2 separate regions of the Homo sapiens genome follow, and region 2 is linked to region 1. The links are chromatin loops, found by intact Hi-C in ENCODE. Cell type or tissue: PC-3. All regions are shown on one strand. Links, peaks and the distances in the headings refer to the core of each region. The heading gives the core; the rest is flanking DNA.

Region 1 (8,348 bases), core at 294-8,293:
TCCAAACCAAATAATAAGATATTGGGCCAATTTATACTTTTGGGATATTCAAATTTCAAACATTTTATATTAGAAATATAATGACAAAAATAAACCTTCAGTAAAACTGATAGAAATCATGTTTTGAGATTTACTTTTTGTTAAAAGGAGGAAAAACCTCAGGACTAATTGTTTAATGAATATTTTAAATATAGGAATTAATTCTATATAGAATAAAAATACAAAGATGGAAAATATATGAATAAAAATAATTATGGGCACTGTAGCTTTCTAGAATGCAATAAAGTGTGATGAATCTTTTTAGCATTAAAATTTTATATATTGCTAACTGCTTTATAGCTAGTAAGAGATCACCATTATGGACAGTTATAAAGCTTGTCACTTTTAAATGCAGACAATTCATTTTTACAGAAGCATCTATCAAAATTCTGTTCTTCATAAAAGTTTTTCTTAGCCTTATGAATATTTCAGTTTTTATGAACATTTATATTCCAATTATAAATGTAAATGCTTTGGATAGAAGACATTATATAAAATGGCACTCTATTAAAAACTCATATTCCTTTGACAGGTTTTGACACAATACCAATGGCACAAAAGTTTTTATATTTAATGTCACTAATAAGTCATGTATCATTAAGACAATGAATATTTATGTGTATACTTGGGCATAGATTTAATATATTTTCTCAGCAGTGTACTATGAATACAATATTTCCATACTTAAACACAATTTTTAATAAAAATTAATGTAACAACTCTTATACATACACATGCTGAAATACATTAATCCTAGCCTTAAAGGCCAATAGATAAATCTAATTTCATACCCTAATTTTTAAAACATTAAGTATTAACTACTCATGGCCATGAGTAGTGTTTTTCAAAGCAAACTTTATTATCAGGATCACCTGAAAACAATTGATTCCTCACCTTTATCTCAGATTTACTGAATAACAATCTCAAAGGAAGAATCAGGATCTGAGAATGTCTTTTTTCTAAATAAATTTTAGTTTATACTTAGGTAGAGCAAAGTTTGAGTACCATCAGCCTACAGGATAAAATATCCCAGTCCTTGGTTTAGCATGTAATTCAGCCTTCGGCCCCCCTTTTAGCAAATCAACCCGATACTCCCATGTAACCATCTTTGTCTGTTCTGTGCTGCTGTAACAAAATACTGAGTAATTTATAACAAGCAGAAATTTACGGCTCCCAGCTCTGGAGGCCGGGAAGTTCAACAGCAAAGTGCTAGCCTCTGGAGAGTGCATTCTTTGCTACATCATGACATGGTGGAATGTGAGAGACAGCAAAAGGGGGACAAACTCAATTTGTCCTTTTGTGACAGCACCAATTCCACCCTTAATGTTGGAGCCCTCATGATCTAATCACTTTTTCTTTCTTTTTTTTTTCCTTTGAGACTGAGCCTCGCTCTTGTCACCTAGGCTGGAGTGCATGGAGTGCAGTGGCGCAATCTTGACATTACAGGCGCCCACCACCATACCCGGCTAATTTTTGTATTTTTAGTAGAGACAGGGTTTCACCCTGTTGTCCAGGCTTGTCTCTAACTCCTGACCTCAGGTGATCCACCTGCCTCAGCCTCCCAAACTGCTGGGATTACAGGTGTGAGCCACCATGCTCACAGTGGCATCACCTCAGCAGTTTCTACCTCCAGGGTTCAAGTGATTCTCCTGCCTCAGCCTTCCCAGTAGCTGGGATTACAGGTGCCTGCCACCATGCCTGACTACTTTTTTATTTTTAGTAGAGACAGGGTTTCAACAGGTTGGCCAGGCTAGTCTCGAACTCCTGATCTCTAGCATTCTGCCTGCCTCAGACTACCAAAGTGCCGGGATTACAGGTGTGAGCCACCCCCACACCCAGCCTAGGTCTAATCACCTTTTAAAGAGTCTTTCTTTTGATAGTGTTAAAATAGTAATTAAATTTCAACATGAGTTTGGGAGGGGGCAAATATCCAAACCATAGTGCCAACTTTATACAAGCGATAACATTCTGAAGCTTTCAATTCTCACAGATGTTCCTGTTCTTCCTAAACACCTCATCTTTCCTTGGAAGAAGTTAAGTGAGTAAAAGAAATTATTAGTGATAAAATGAAGACTAGAATGTTGATGTCCTAATTTTAGGCTCTGATATATATCCACCCTTCAATTTATTTTTTTTAAAGGCCAATGATGTACACAGCACTGGAGGGAATCCGGAAAAAACCTTCTGTGTTCATCATTCTGTGAAATCTTCTTTCTGACTTGATGAAAAACTGAAAAGAATTCATTCATTGCCTTTTGGGAAGAGTTTTCTAAAATTTATTAAAACTAGAAGTCTATTTACTTATGCATATATTAGTTTTATGAACATAAAACCATAACCCTGCATTCGTTTATAAAACTTTATTCTGATTTTTTTATTTTTAAGTTGATTTATATGTATTATATCTGGAATAGGATCATCTCATTTTTATCGGATAGTCAGTAAAATTTTTAAAATTAATGTTATAAATTAAAATGTCAACATAAAGAAGACTGCTATTAAGTTTATAAATAGGAAAATGAAATTGAATTTAATTTTCAACTGAGTGATATTCAGTGTTTATTTTTAAAATATTTTTTGACATCAAATATTTGAATTTTTGACAAGAATTTTGGTCTATAATCTTTTGCTGCTATTGAGTGTGTCATCATGTCAAAACATATTTTTTATGCATTTGCTGTACTATTTAAATATAAGAAACTTCATATGACAGTAGACAATTGCAAACATTTCAAGTGTTCCTGTTTACACAGATAATCTCATAAACCCAACAAATCTTTATCACTGGTATGTGCCAGAATGTGTAATTCTAAAATAAGAATTTGTCATTTTTACCTAAGTAATGCCATTGCCCTATAGACACTTTTGAAAATACACATAGTACGTGAAAATCAAAATATTATTATTAATTTTTTGACATTTCAAATTTGACCAAAGAGTTGAAAGAGAAAGCTTGAACAAAATGGAGTGTTTTCTAATAAATGCTTTGAAAAATAAAAATAAAAATGGGTGGGGCATGAAAATCAGAGGCACCAGAGGTTTAACCTGGGAAGGGAGGAAATACAAAAAAAAGAACTGCAACATCTTCAAAACTTTGCTAGCATGGATTGTGGACATGGAGGCCCTTGTCTGCCATATTATGGAGCCCATTTTTATATTCATAGTAATAGAAATGTATTGATAATATTTAAGTAGATGGGTAATACTATCAAGTTTGTATTTTTTAAAAATCTAGTTTCAATGAGAAATACTTTTTGAGCGTGTTTTCGAGATTTTTTGTTTAGCCCATTTAGAAAAACATAGAAGTGATTTTGATAAGAGATGATTCAATTTTGAACTGATATAGGTGATATTGATAAAGAGATGAGTTATGAAATTCAAAGAGCTAGATGATATTCCTAAAGTGAAACAAAGAGGATTTGACATGCTGCATGAGTCTATCCCAACATGGTGAAACCCCGTCTCTACTAAAAATACAAAAATTAGCCGGCAGTAGCGGTGCACGCCTGCAATCCCAGCTATTCGGGAGGCTGAGGCAGGAGAATCACTTGAACCTGGGAGGCGGATGTTGCAGTGAGCTGAGATGGGGCCATTGCACCCCAGTCTAGGCGAGAGAGTGAGATCCTGTCTCAAAAAAACCAACAAACAAAAAAAAAAGAGTCTATCCCCCATAGCCATTCTGCCAGAGGAAAACTGAAACTATTAATTAAATAATTCACATAAAAGCTATATTTTTCTTACGTACATTATGCATTTATGAAAAAGTTATTTTTTGAAACAGAATAGTCACATTGATTTTTCGTCTGAAGGTCTAAAGCCTCTTGAGTGACAAAATTATTCTAAAAGTCATTTGTCAAATTACCACAAGCTATCCGGAAAAAAAAAAATGACTCATAAAACTAATAGTACAACTTACCGAGGGCTATTTACTTCCTGATAGTGATCTAACTATTTGTTAATAAAAGACTTTTGACCAAGTCTCTCAGCATTTCCTTTTCTCCAAGTATAACCAAAACTGTGAACCACTGGCTTATAAAACATAAAACCACCTATATTAAATTTAAAAATCATACGCTAGAAAAATATATGTGTTTGGATATTAGAAGATTAAGAAGAGGCTGATAAAATACAACATCATAAAAAGTAAAGACATAGACTCCAAGAAGATATATGTATCTTTATTTCTTTTTATATCCAATGTTATTGGGGTGATAAGCTCTTTAAAATTAATATAGACATAGACTGGGGAAGATGAAACACACATACATTTTAAAATTACTTGGGTTGTAATGCATAATTAGAAAAACCAACTGTGCAAAAAACCTAAGAGTTAAACAAGTTAGAAATTTTTCAATAATAGGAAAATGTATTTATTAAAATACATACAACTTACAGTTTTCTGTGAGTTTAAAAATGCCATAGCAAATGTGACTTGTAGGTAAAGAGAACAACTTGATTTAATTTTCTATTTGAATTTTGGAGCTGCCAATGTAGCTGTAGTTTTGAATAATCCCTATTTATCTGTTGTGAATTGAATTGTGTCCTCCTAAAAAGAAATGTTGCAGTCCTAAATCCCAGTCCCTCAAAATGTGACCTTATTTGGAAATAGGATTTTTACAGAGGTAATCAAGTATAGGGTGGGCCCTAAGCCAATATAACTGATATCCTTATAAAAGAGAAAATTTGCACAGAATTAGAAAAGCAGAGAGGGAACAGTATGTGAAGAGGCACAGAGAGAATGTTATGTGAAAATGATAGCAGGCATTGGAGTGATGCCTCTACAAGAGAAGGGATGCCAAAGATTGCCCGCCAATGATAAGAAGCTACAAGGGAGGAATAATACAGCCCTAAGAAGGAACAAATCCTGCTGATAACCTGACTCTGGACTGCTAGCCTCCAGAACTGTGAAACAATAAATTTATGCACTTTAATCCACCCAGTTTATGATTCTTCATTACAGCAGTTTTAGGAAATGAATGCATCACCTGAATAAATAAATTTTCTGCAAAATATTTACAGACTGAAGAAATGCTTCTCCAACAACTGTGTAACAGTTGATTCTAATTGAACATTATTACTTAGAATACCATTAATTATAGAAAATATAAACTATAGCCATTTGGGCCACCATTCAAAGCTTTGAACATATACTTAGCATCATAGAGAAGTTATTATTATAATTTGAATTTACTCTGACTCTTTTAGTACTAAAGAATTAAGTTACAAACTTAATCGTGTTCAAGCTAGCATATAAACATCAAGCCCTTTGAATCCATGCTCTATGTCGAAGTCATTTTGGAATTCTTCTCCAGAATTAGCACAGTATCCTCTCTGTCATGGTCTTTAACAATTGTTGTTCAATGAATCAGTCAAATCAGAGATGCAAACAAACTAAAAAGATATCATTCTTAACTTTAAAAAGCAATATATAAAGCCAGTTCAATCTTTCTGTACTTTGAATTATATAACAAATAGACACAGCAGACCTAGTAAACTACTGTTTCCATAACTTGTAGTTCTAGTCTTAGAATACAGGTATAAGAGGTTGTTGTAAAAATCAGATACTTTCTCTCTGTCTTGAAAGACTTTGATTATCGCCTTCTGTACAATGGAAAGATTTTGTAGTTAATACTTTATCTTATTTTATATTTGAATGAAAAATATCATTTCCTTTAAATATGTTCTTATGTGGAAAACATACTTATTAGTCATAAATAAGCATGCATAAAAGATGTAAATAATGTATTAGAAGACAAAATCCAAACCCTCTAAGAATTATAATCTTTTTCAGCTTATTAGACAGAGACAATATCATCTCAAAAGGTATATATAACTTTAAAGTTCATTAAACTTTAAACTCATATTTAGAAATTTTATTTTTACTTCCATAACAATAAAACAATATGTATTTCTCAAGCAATTTGCAAGTTCCATGGAACTTTCATGGATTTTAAAATTAATACTGTCAGTTTAGTTGACAATAATCAACATCTAGGTCCTTTACTGACCCCTCATTTAAAGAACACCACAGCCTACAATTCATAATTCATTGAAATATATACACCCAAATTAAATTTGATTTAATTTTTAAAATTAAAATCAACCTCCCCAAATTGTTTCATTTTTCAATTTTTGCCTAATGTCAGCACTCGAAACAAATCCTGAAATTCCAGTGAAGCAAGTTTTCTCAGACACAATATTAATAACACACTAACTCTTAACTAAGAATAATATTGAGTGATAAGATGAAAAGTCTTTGCCTAATTATGTTTTTAATCTCCTCAACTTGGTTTATCGTCACAGGATACCAAAGCACTATAAATAAATGTCTCTTCCTCCAGTAATTTTTCTTTCATTATTTGTTAAAATTATATTATTCAGGCTAAGAGATTTCTCCTTAATTTTGTGTTAGTTTAAGTGCATTCTTATATTGAAGATTCCAATATTCACTGAAAAGCAGAAAAAGCAAGGAATGCACTATAAATGTAACAATAATGACGAGTGACTGCACTGACACAGACAAATTATAGAAGAATCAAATAATTAACAAACTTCACTTTTTCACTTTTAATAATTTATAAACATCACTGTCCGACAGGAATAGCAATTCTTTAAATGTGCGAGAAATGCTACACTACGCAATGCCTACAGAAAAAAGCAAGGATTTGATATGTTGAAACCCAGGACATTATGACATTCTTTTATTTTGTAGATAAAGTTAGATTTGTTTCTTAGCTAAATTTGTTTTCTAGCTTTTCTACACTAGAATGATGTTTCTATGTTCAGAAAAAAACTAAGCATTTTTTAAGGAAATCTCAAAGGAATTCTAAAAGAAATGGTGTGTGAGAAATGCAACTAACCCCAAAAGATATTTGTAAACAGTGAGAATTTGAAGAAAAAAGTAATATGAATCCTAGATTTCCATCTCAGCTCAATCAAGAATCTAGAAACATTTACTTTTGCAAAACTCTACTAAATTCATTAATGATCAGATACATTGTAAATGATTTTTATTAGAAACTCCAGATTACAAATAAGTCATTTTTCTCAAGAAATCAGCCAGAGAGTCTAAGAGACACTGTATTTCAACAGCAAGTTTACTGTGGTTATAAATATATTAAAAGTGCATTCATATAGATTTTGCTTTTATAACTTAATATTTAAAGGTAGAAATAAAATATTTTCAATAATTTGATTAGATTTTTAAATAGCATAGGCATTTTTTTCTGTTGATTAAAATATATCTATATTCTCTGAGGAGAAAACAATGGAAGGAAAGCTATTGTGTCCTTTTTGGAATAATAATATATTGTCATTTTAAGGACCACAGCAATAACAAAAACAAATCAAAAACATTCACTTTTATAGTTTTAAAATTTCTGACATAATTCTAACCAAGAGTTTAAATGAAAAAGAGAACTCCCACCTTTCTGCTTTGGTTAAAAAAGAAAAAAAAAAGGACCAGCATTTGTCTGTGGTGCTAACTAAAATTTAAATTCAACATAATTTTTTCACCCTTACTGTAGAAAAACATCCAGATTCTTGTGAAAACAGTATAAAAAATGATGACCCAAGTTTTTTTTTTCCCCCTCTTCAATATATTTGCTCTGAGGGTGCTAGAATTCTTTTGAAAATTAGTGGTCCCAAACATGTTGTCATATATCACTTAGTTAATAAAAAACAAAAACCAAACAAGAAAAACAAACACAAAACAAGTTTAGTGCTGCCAAAGTATAAACAAAAGGAAGTCAAAGCAAATGTGCATTACTATGAACCGTGAGGATAATAATCAAATAGTTCATGTAAAACAATTACTGAAAGTAAATATTAATGAGAAAACCAATATTTGCATCAATTTAAAATCAAGATCAATTGAAGACCTTTCTGAACTGGCTTCAATAAACTTCTAAAATTATGAGACTTCCTACTGTAAGCATTGGGAGATTTCAAAGGGATAGAATTTTTAATTAGAGTTTTTGATTGGAGTAGATATGACTGAGGCATATGTGGTACATATGTAACAGACATTCTGATGTGCTGCTCATATTACTCTTCACGGTTAGATCTGTTGCCTCAACTGATGAAAGTGCTGTCAGTCTCCGGAAAGATTGTCTCAAAGGCAACAGCTCCTTGTCCTATGATTCATCCCTTCACTAGGCAGTTCACACCCAAAGTCTGATCAATGCAGGAGTTTAAGAGCCTGATCATTTCAATTCAGTGAGAAACAACTATGGGAGTCCATTGTTGCTTTAGAACTTCCTTCATGCTTGACTAAATTGGTCAGTGAATCTTCAGTCCTTCTCCTCAAG
Region 2 (8,348 bases), core at 144-8,143, 480 kb after region 1:
ATTTTCAATAACAATCAGTACAATGAGTGTTTTAAAAATTATTTTAATATTTTATTAGAACCATTTTACATATATTAGATATATGTATTACATAATTAAATATATATGTAATTATACAGACATTATACATATAGTGTAATAAGACTAAAAAATTAACCATAACCTTATTCTAGTAGACATTTTAATAAACTATTTCTACATTTATTATAGCTTTCTCCAATTTTTTTGTTTGATAAACAGAATAATGTGATAATGTGGATCTTTTTCATTAAAGAAATTGGAATGGAAGGGAGAATATAACATAAGAAAGTATACTGTTCCAAGTTTGAGAATTTTTATGACAGGTTTCCAAGTATTTAATAGATATGTCTGAAACTTCTCTTTTTCTCTTAGTCTTTGTGGCTCTCTGTTTCTCTCTCTATATATATGTATATGTATGTCTATGTATATATTTATATGTATACAAAAACACACACACACATATAATTTTCAACTATTTTATTTCTAGGACCAGAGAAATAATAAAGCTTTCTAACTTGTTGTCATTGGAGGAACAAATTTTGTTTCAATTCAATTAAAATTAGAAATATACAACCTTTATGATCAAGCATTATGATACAATATGAACGTCATTTTCTCTGTTTTTGAAGACCATTCAAGTCTGGCATGGGAGATACAAACAAACATACATTGATCAATTCATTTAAATATGGTTTACTTTAGAATCCAGTTTCTTCTCTTTGTTTCACAGTTAATATAAGTTTGGAGTTGTTTAGACAAATGCAATACTTAGCTTTAAAAATCTGAAAGCCCCTTGGAATTGTTACTTGAATAATTATGTTTATCAAGTATAATATAGAAAAGAATTAACCTTTAACAAATTGTAGACATATGCACATACATATATAAAAATTCAGATTTTTCAATTTTATGATAGTATTTTATCTGATTCAAGTAGAAACTATCACTAACTCTTTCTAGGTATGCTTAATCTAAGGCTTACCAAAAATTAAAGAAAGGCTCATTTGAGATGGTTTAGATTTTTATATATTTACAGTATTAAATTTTATGCTATGCTGTCTAAATGGAATTTTAAAATTCTATGATGTTTACAGTTCAAATTTAATGATTATAATTTTATTTATATTATTAAAAATTTCTAAATAGTGGGTTCTCTCTGTCTCTGTCTCTGTCACACACACACACACACACTTACTTCAAATGAAGGAGAATAGTGGGAGCATTTGAACTTTCTCTAACGAAGACTCTTTATGCTGGTCCCAAACTCCTATCCCATTATGCGTCTTTAGGTATATCTTCCTTCATAACATCAAAATGTTTTTTCATGCAAGTAGTTGATGCCGTTCATGAGGTAGATTACTTTCTCATAATGATAAATTCCACCCCCAAAATCTAAAATAAGCACACCACATATCCATAAATACAGTCATAAGCTTATGAAAATCATAATTCTTCTGGGCAGTCATGTCTACTACATAATTCTGAAACAATACTGAATAATTTTCTGTTTGCACAAAATCAGTGTTCTATCATTTTCTTGGTAGTCTCTCTTTTAGATGCATTTTGCATGAAAAATGCAAAGTCTAGGCCGAGCGCAGTGGCTCATGCCTGTAATCCCAGCACTTTGGGAGGCCAAGGCGAGTGGATCATCTGAAGTCAGGAGTTGAAGACCAGCCTGACCAACATGGTGAAACCCCGTCTCTACTAAAAATAGAAAAAATTAGCTGGGTGTGGTGGCGGGCGCCTGTAATCCCAGCTACTTGGGAGGCTGAGGCAGAAGAATAGCTTGAATCCAGGAGGCGGAGGTTGCAGTAAGCTGAGAGTGTGCCACTGCACTCAAGCCTGGACAACAAGAGCAAAACTCCTTCTCAAAAAAAAAAAAAAAAAGAAAAAAAAAAGAAAGAAAAATGCAAAGTCTATTTTTTGTGGGCTTTTTTGGTGAACAATTTTTTTTTCAAATTTATTTGTTAAAATTGACGCATAAAATTGTGTATATTTATCATGTAGAACCTGTTATTTTGAAGTATATATGCATGTGGAATGATTAAGTCTAGCCAATTAACAAATACATTACCTCACATAGATATCTTAGTATATGCATGCTGTTGTAGTTTCTTTAACTAAAGGATTGAGAATTGTGTAACTGTATCACTATGTACTAATTTGTGTGTGTGTGTGTGTGTGTGTGTGTGTGTGTGGTTTATGAAGCCTCTTACAATGGTGGAACTGATTCTATTGTTTTAAGCCCATCAATACTGATCAGATAATTTGTTTTTAAAACAACTAGATCAGCTTGTTGTTTATTAGATAATTATAACTGTCATCTGATTGTAAAGCACACTTGACACAGACCTTTAACATGCACTTCATAAATGCTTTGTCTAATTCAAATATTAAGGAATTACCTTAAGAGAAATAGTCCTCAAAAACATGTTATTTAGGTTCCAATTTTACAAGGCTGAATCCTTTTATAGGTATGACCTCCCAGACAATGAGTGGAGTTGAATACTGATAGTCACATAGTTCGTGCTCTACAATTAAACATAACTTGAAGTTTTTTCTGAATTTAATATAAAATATATCAGTTAAATTTAAACTCTAAAACCACGATCATCTTTGAATATAAATGCTATCTTTAAACAGAAATAATGACGTATCGATACATTACTATATGCACCGTAGGAATCTATTGGTGTTATTTCCTCCTTCCAAAAGGGGTTTATTAAGTTCCCTTTCCATTTAAAGCTCCCCAGTAGGTATCAAGGATACAAAAGTAATGAAATGAGGTTCCTCTCCTTGGGTGGATGGAAATGCACAAAAGCAAGTGGAAATCAGTGATCAAAGTGATGAATACAGGAATGATGACTCCAGGATTTCAGACAAGGCGATGATTACTTCTGCTTTCAAGGCAGAATTCAGAAGAATAGATTTCAGAGAGGTGGTCTCTCAATCACTTCTTGAAAGAAAAATAGAAGCTTGCCAGTTGCAGGAACAGAGGCAGAGAGCACATTCCAAAAAAAAAAAAAAAAGTAACAGTCTTGGGAAAGACAGTGGTATAAAAGACCATGGTCTGTTTAGATAATAATAGGGGACTATTGCAGAAAAACAACAGATAGCAAAGGGTCTTGAAGGCAATCCTCAGAAGTTTGGGTTCCATTGTAGCAATACAATTACCAGTAAGTTATTAAAATACAGAATTTATTATACCAAAACAATTATCAAATATGATTTCTTTGGAGTTGCACAGCCACAGATACACTAAATTATAATACTAATAGATGACATACTGAATCTGTTTTGTTGTTATTAACTTCATATATTTGACCATATTGACAGTCATAATAATTGTCTTAACATGACAATCCTACTTCCTTTGGATTATAGCATACAGTTAAGCATATATTTTACCTATCTATGTAAACCAACCATGTAATGTTGGATAGAAGAAGAGGGAAAGGTCATCACCTCTCTCTACTGACACAGATATCCAAGGCACATTCAAGGTAGCATCCTGGAACCAGCATCCAGGTGCTTCCCCACACATCTTCCCCTTAATCTCAGGAGCAGACCGTGGATGGGACAAGTCTCGGGGTTCACAATGCAGGAAGTGTGTGTGTGGGTGGGGGGTGGTGACAAATATGGCCACTTCATTTTCAAAACATCTGCTAAAAGTGTTTATTTGAAGCTAAATAAGTATTCACTACAAATCAACTTCAGAATACCTTTTGTGTGGGATTTGTCTTGAGGGTAGGAAAGAGGCTTCAGTCATTTTAACCTTTTTTCGATAGTGTTACTTATGTAGTCACTTGTCTTACACATGCATATAGGCTAACGAAGACACACCTATTATAGCATTTTTCATCTGAATTAGATCGATGTCGGAAGTAACCAGTGATTTTTGAAGGGGCGCACGAAACTCCTAGCTTATTCTGCCACCTTGTGGTTAAAACACAAATTTCCATCACACCAATAATGTAACAAGTGTGTATTCTCTACCTCAAGGAAATTAATCCCTGTGTTTCCTAAACAGGAACCCCTAAGAAAATTGGAGTTGTGTATATATTTTCTTGATAAATAGTCAGACATTTAAGGCAAGATGATGCTTTCTTTGAATTGCTTGACTTCAGTTAAAAGCAAGTGATGGGGAAAAAATAATCTTTATAGTCCTGGAACACATTTAAAGACAGGAAACCAGTATAATTAAGCACTCCAATCAGAAAAGGAGCAATTGTGGGGAGAGGAGATGATTGCTTTCACAAGGGGTTCCAGCCACCATCTGTAGGCTTGCACTTTGAATGGGGTCTCAAAGATTATTCAATGAAAGTAGCTAATGTCTACAGACTATCTAAAATGCATATTTTCTCTTTAACACTGAGTTGTGGTCTAGATAATTTCACTAAATATTGTCTGTCTCTACATTGATTCAAGTGTTTTGTCCTATACTTTAAATTTCTTTTAAAAATTGATTTTAATCTCTCACTCAAAGTATTTTTCTCATAAATAAAAGTGTTTTTTTTTTTGGCTCTGGTTTGCTTCTAGGTTAGTGTTTCAAAACTATTTTTGAACCAAGAGACATTAGTTTCATTATCATATGTTGGATACAAATATCAATTAACTTCCCCAATTCTTTTCCCTCAGGTAGTTCTTGCTACTATTCCACTTTTATATCATCCGTGTAATCTCTGTTATAGTTTGCATTCCTAATTTTTAAAAAGCTGTCTCATAAGATATGAGTTTCTCTATCTTTATCTTAATTTCACAATATGTCTTATTCATAAACTACTCCAATTTTCCCCATATGGAAATATAACTGAATAACACTTTGTGTTAAATATTAAACATTTGCCATGGCTGAAGGAACAAATCTGGATATCATATTATCTCCTGAGTTCTATACTCATTAATGCCTTAAGACCCAGAGCTTACCAGTCAACTACTGAGGCCAGAAAATTTGTACTCTAGACTCTCCTTTTTCTTACCATTCTGAGATGAGGGACATCATTGAATTGAACTACTCTTAATTTCTTATCATTTGTCTTCACTTGTGTTTTAGAAGAGATCTCACAGCCTAAGGTTAATAGCTAACTTCCTGACACCCGATCTAGTTTTCCTTCTGCCTGTTTTACTTTGCTTTCTTCGGCATATGTGCATGCATCCTGGGGGTACACAAAGACTCTCTCTCTCTCTTTTTTTTTTTTTTTTGATAGAATCTTGCAGTCACCCAGGCTGCAGTGCAGTGGTGCAAACAGGGCTCACTGCAGCCTCGACCCCCTGGGCTCAAGCAATCCTCCTACCTTCTAAGTAGCTGAGACTACAGGCTTGTGCCACCACTCCTAACTGATTTTTTCTTTTTTAAAATTTTTTCTACACAGCGGGGCTTTTCCTATTGCCCAGAATAGTCTCAAACTCCCAGGCTCAAGCAATATTCCTGTCTCAGTATCCCAAAGTACTGGGATTACAGATGTGAGCCACGGTGCCCAGCTGCAAGGTCTCTTAATTGAAGTTTAAGATCAATTTAATTATTCTTCTCAAGTACTTGCCTACCTTTGCCTAGAGGAGGATTGTAAGAAAGTGATAATGCATCTAATTTTGCGAAGACATCAGACCCACTATTCTGGCTTAATTATTTAAAAACACTTTCACTCTCAACCTTCTCCTGGCTGGGACAACATATTATATTATACTTAGCATACATTTCTTTTTTCTTTTCTTTTTTTTTTTTTTTTTTTTTGAGCAGGAGTCTGGCTCTGTCACCCAGGCTGGAGTGCAGTGGCATGATCTTGGCTCACTGCAACCTCTGTCTCCCAGGTTCACGCCATTCTCCTGCCTCAGCCTCTCGAATAGCTGAGACTACAGGCGCCCGCCACCACGCCCGGCTAATTTTTTGTATTTTAGTAGAGATGGGGTTTCTCCATGTTGGCCAGGATGCTCTCGATCTCCTGACCTCGTGATCCACCCGTTTCGGCCTCCCAAAGTGTTGGGATTACAGGCGTGAGCCACCAGGCCCGGCCACACTTCTTATAGTGAGAACTATTTCTGTCTCCATCAATATCAGGTTTGGCCACGTGACATGCTTTGACCAGTAAAAGATGAAAGAAAAAGATCAATATGGGTTCTGAGCTGAAATTTTCAGCGCCATTGAGAGTTTCTTAAAGATCTTATCATCTCTTCCCTCTACCACAAGAATAGCATGCTTCTTGCTCTTGGAGCTCATTCCAGAATCCAGGCTGAGGAGACATTGGGGCTTTCTCTTCAGCCTGGGTTCTGGAACGAGAAGCATTCAGGAAGAAAGCAGATTAACAGCTATTAATAACTGGCCACCATGTAAAATGAATGACAAATGCATGCTGTTAAGAAACAGCAAGATTTGGAGACCATTTGGCCAGGCGTGATGGCTCACACCTGTAATCCCAGGACTTTGGGAGGCTGAGGCGGGTGGATCACTTGAGGTCAGTAGTTCGAGACCAGCTTGGCCAATATGGTGAAACCCCGTCTCTACTAAAAAAAAAAAAAATACAGAATTAGCCAGACGTGGTGACATACACCTGTAATCCCAGCTACTTGGGAGTCTGAGGCAGGAGAATTGCTTGAACCCGGGAGGCAGTGAGCCGAGATCGCACCATTGCACTCCAGCCTGGGCAACAAGAGCAAAATTCCATCTAAAAATAATAATAATAATAATAATAAAAGATTTGGAGAATGTTTATTATCTATGCATAATATAGAAAAAGCTTTACATTTTCGTTTATGTTCTGTTATCACTCCTTCTCCCCATTCATAATTCTGAAAAGCAATCCTCCTAGGTCTTCTAACTTACTGTTGTTTCACGGACAATTCTAAAGCTATTGCTCACATATATACTGAGAAACTAGACCTTTTAGGAAGTAGCAACTCTAAAACTACCTGAGAGAACTGAAAGAAGGGGAAAGAAAAGAAGCACGGAGGGAGGGAGGCTGGTAGGAGCAGCATGTGCCATTGCATCTCTATTTCCTGTTGTAGATAAGCTTGGCCATCATATTTGTCTTCTTCCCTTCCCCTTCCTTTCCTCCTTCTCCTTCTTCTTCTTAACATGCCTTACCCTATGCATTTTTTTCTCCCAAATCTGAGTATCTACTCAGAGACAGAATATCTGAGTATTAGTTTATTGATAAACTAAATACACTTATAGGAAAATTAGCATACTTTTGTAGAAATGTACATTCAAAACCAAATAGGTTGTAAGAGTAGAACCTTATATGAAATCTAGTCAGCTCCTAATCATTCTGACCCTAATCATTGTAGGTAAATTAGAAGGCCACTCAGACAGCAATGCAAGCTCCAGGATTCTTCACACATTCCTTCCGCTCTCTTACCACCAGATGGCTCTCCAAGCCAACGTGGTCAATAAACCCTAACACCCTGGAAAATGTCAGTATAATACCAGATTTTTTCCTGAAAGGGATTAAATGATTATTTCTTGGAATACCACATATTCATTCATTCAATCATTGTTCCCTCATTAATCCATCAGCAATTGAAGGTTTGAATGAGACTGCCACAGAGTTTATTTCATAGTAGAGTAATAAAATGTCTACAACTATTACTTTAGCCCCTGCCACACAGCAAGTATTCAATAAGTGTCACCTATAATTAGCTACCTTGGGCCATACAAGAACATTCTAAAAGAATATTTTCAGTCTCTTGCCTCTCTCTTTATATGTTACTTATACCCAGAACAGAGGGTAAACAAAGATGATCTGGGCTGCAGATAAAGATTTAGGAGCCATTTAGTGCTATTACATTAGTACTTTGAAAGTCACAGATATGAAGGAGGTGGACCAGAAAGAATGTTAAAATAAGAAAAGAATCAAGAATAAATCCTAGGACCTACTAATATTTAAAGGTTAATAGGCTGAAAGGAGCCTAGCAGAGAGATTGATGCAGAGCCAGCCAAGAGTTTAGAGAACAATAAGGAAAAATAAGTTCTCCTCACACCCAAAGGCCACCGGCAAGGAAATTTCTGCAGGGAGAGAGTGATGGTCAGTGTCGACTGTTCCAGAAAGATCAAGTTAGATACAGACAAGAAGCACTCGCTGGAAATTCAGTTATTGGTAACTTGAAGCATTAACTATGGCATAATGGAGTACTAGTCAAATTGAAATGAACCCAGGAGTGACAGGATGTGAGGAAGTCAATAAAAATGAGAACGAGTGATAACCAGTAATCGAAAGGAGGTTAGGAAAATATTTTCTTTTGTTTAAGGTGAGGAATGACTGCGCATGATTTTTACACTAAGGGAAAGAATTCAACAGAAAGAGTCTTATGGTATGGTAAAAAGAGAGGGTAAT

Evidence for each region. A loop is a pair of places that touch in the nucleus more often than their neighbours do. Peaks named below come from ENCODE experiments on the same cell type or tissue, not always from the same donor. Only the 100,000 strongest peaks of a DNase experiment are listed, where the experiment ranks them.
Region 2: a loop joins it to region 1, with 3 times the contacts of the local background. A loop is called at or near these places in 2 of 110 quality-filtered maps.

The regions. Positions count from the first base shown.
Region 1 is chr3:79,995,838-80,004,185 of GRCh38, reverse strand. No RefSeq gene overlaps it. Among named protein-coding and RNA genes, the nearest start is that of ROBO1, 230 kb to the right of the region's middle. In PC-3, for the core only: no CTCF peak of the experiment used is centred there; a DNase peak (open chromatin) is centred at 3,945; H3K4me3 peaks cover 335 bases; H3K27ac peaks cover 2,041 bases.
Region 2 is chr3:79,517,033-79,525,380 of GRCh38, reverse strand. The region is part of intron 2 of ROBO1 (roundabout guidance receptor 1); the gene reads left to right. Among named protein-coding and RNA genes, the nearest start is that of MIR3923, 13 kb to the right of the region's middle. In PC-3, for the core only: CTCF peaks have their summits at 3,761, 3,963 (motif pointing left), 7,181 and 7,383 (motif pointing right); a DNase peak (open chromatin) is centred at 3,950; H3K4me3 peaks cover 297 bases.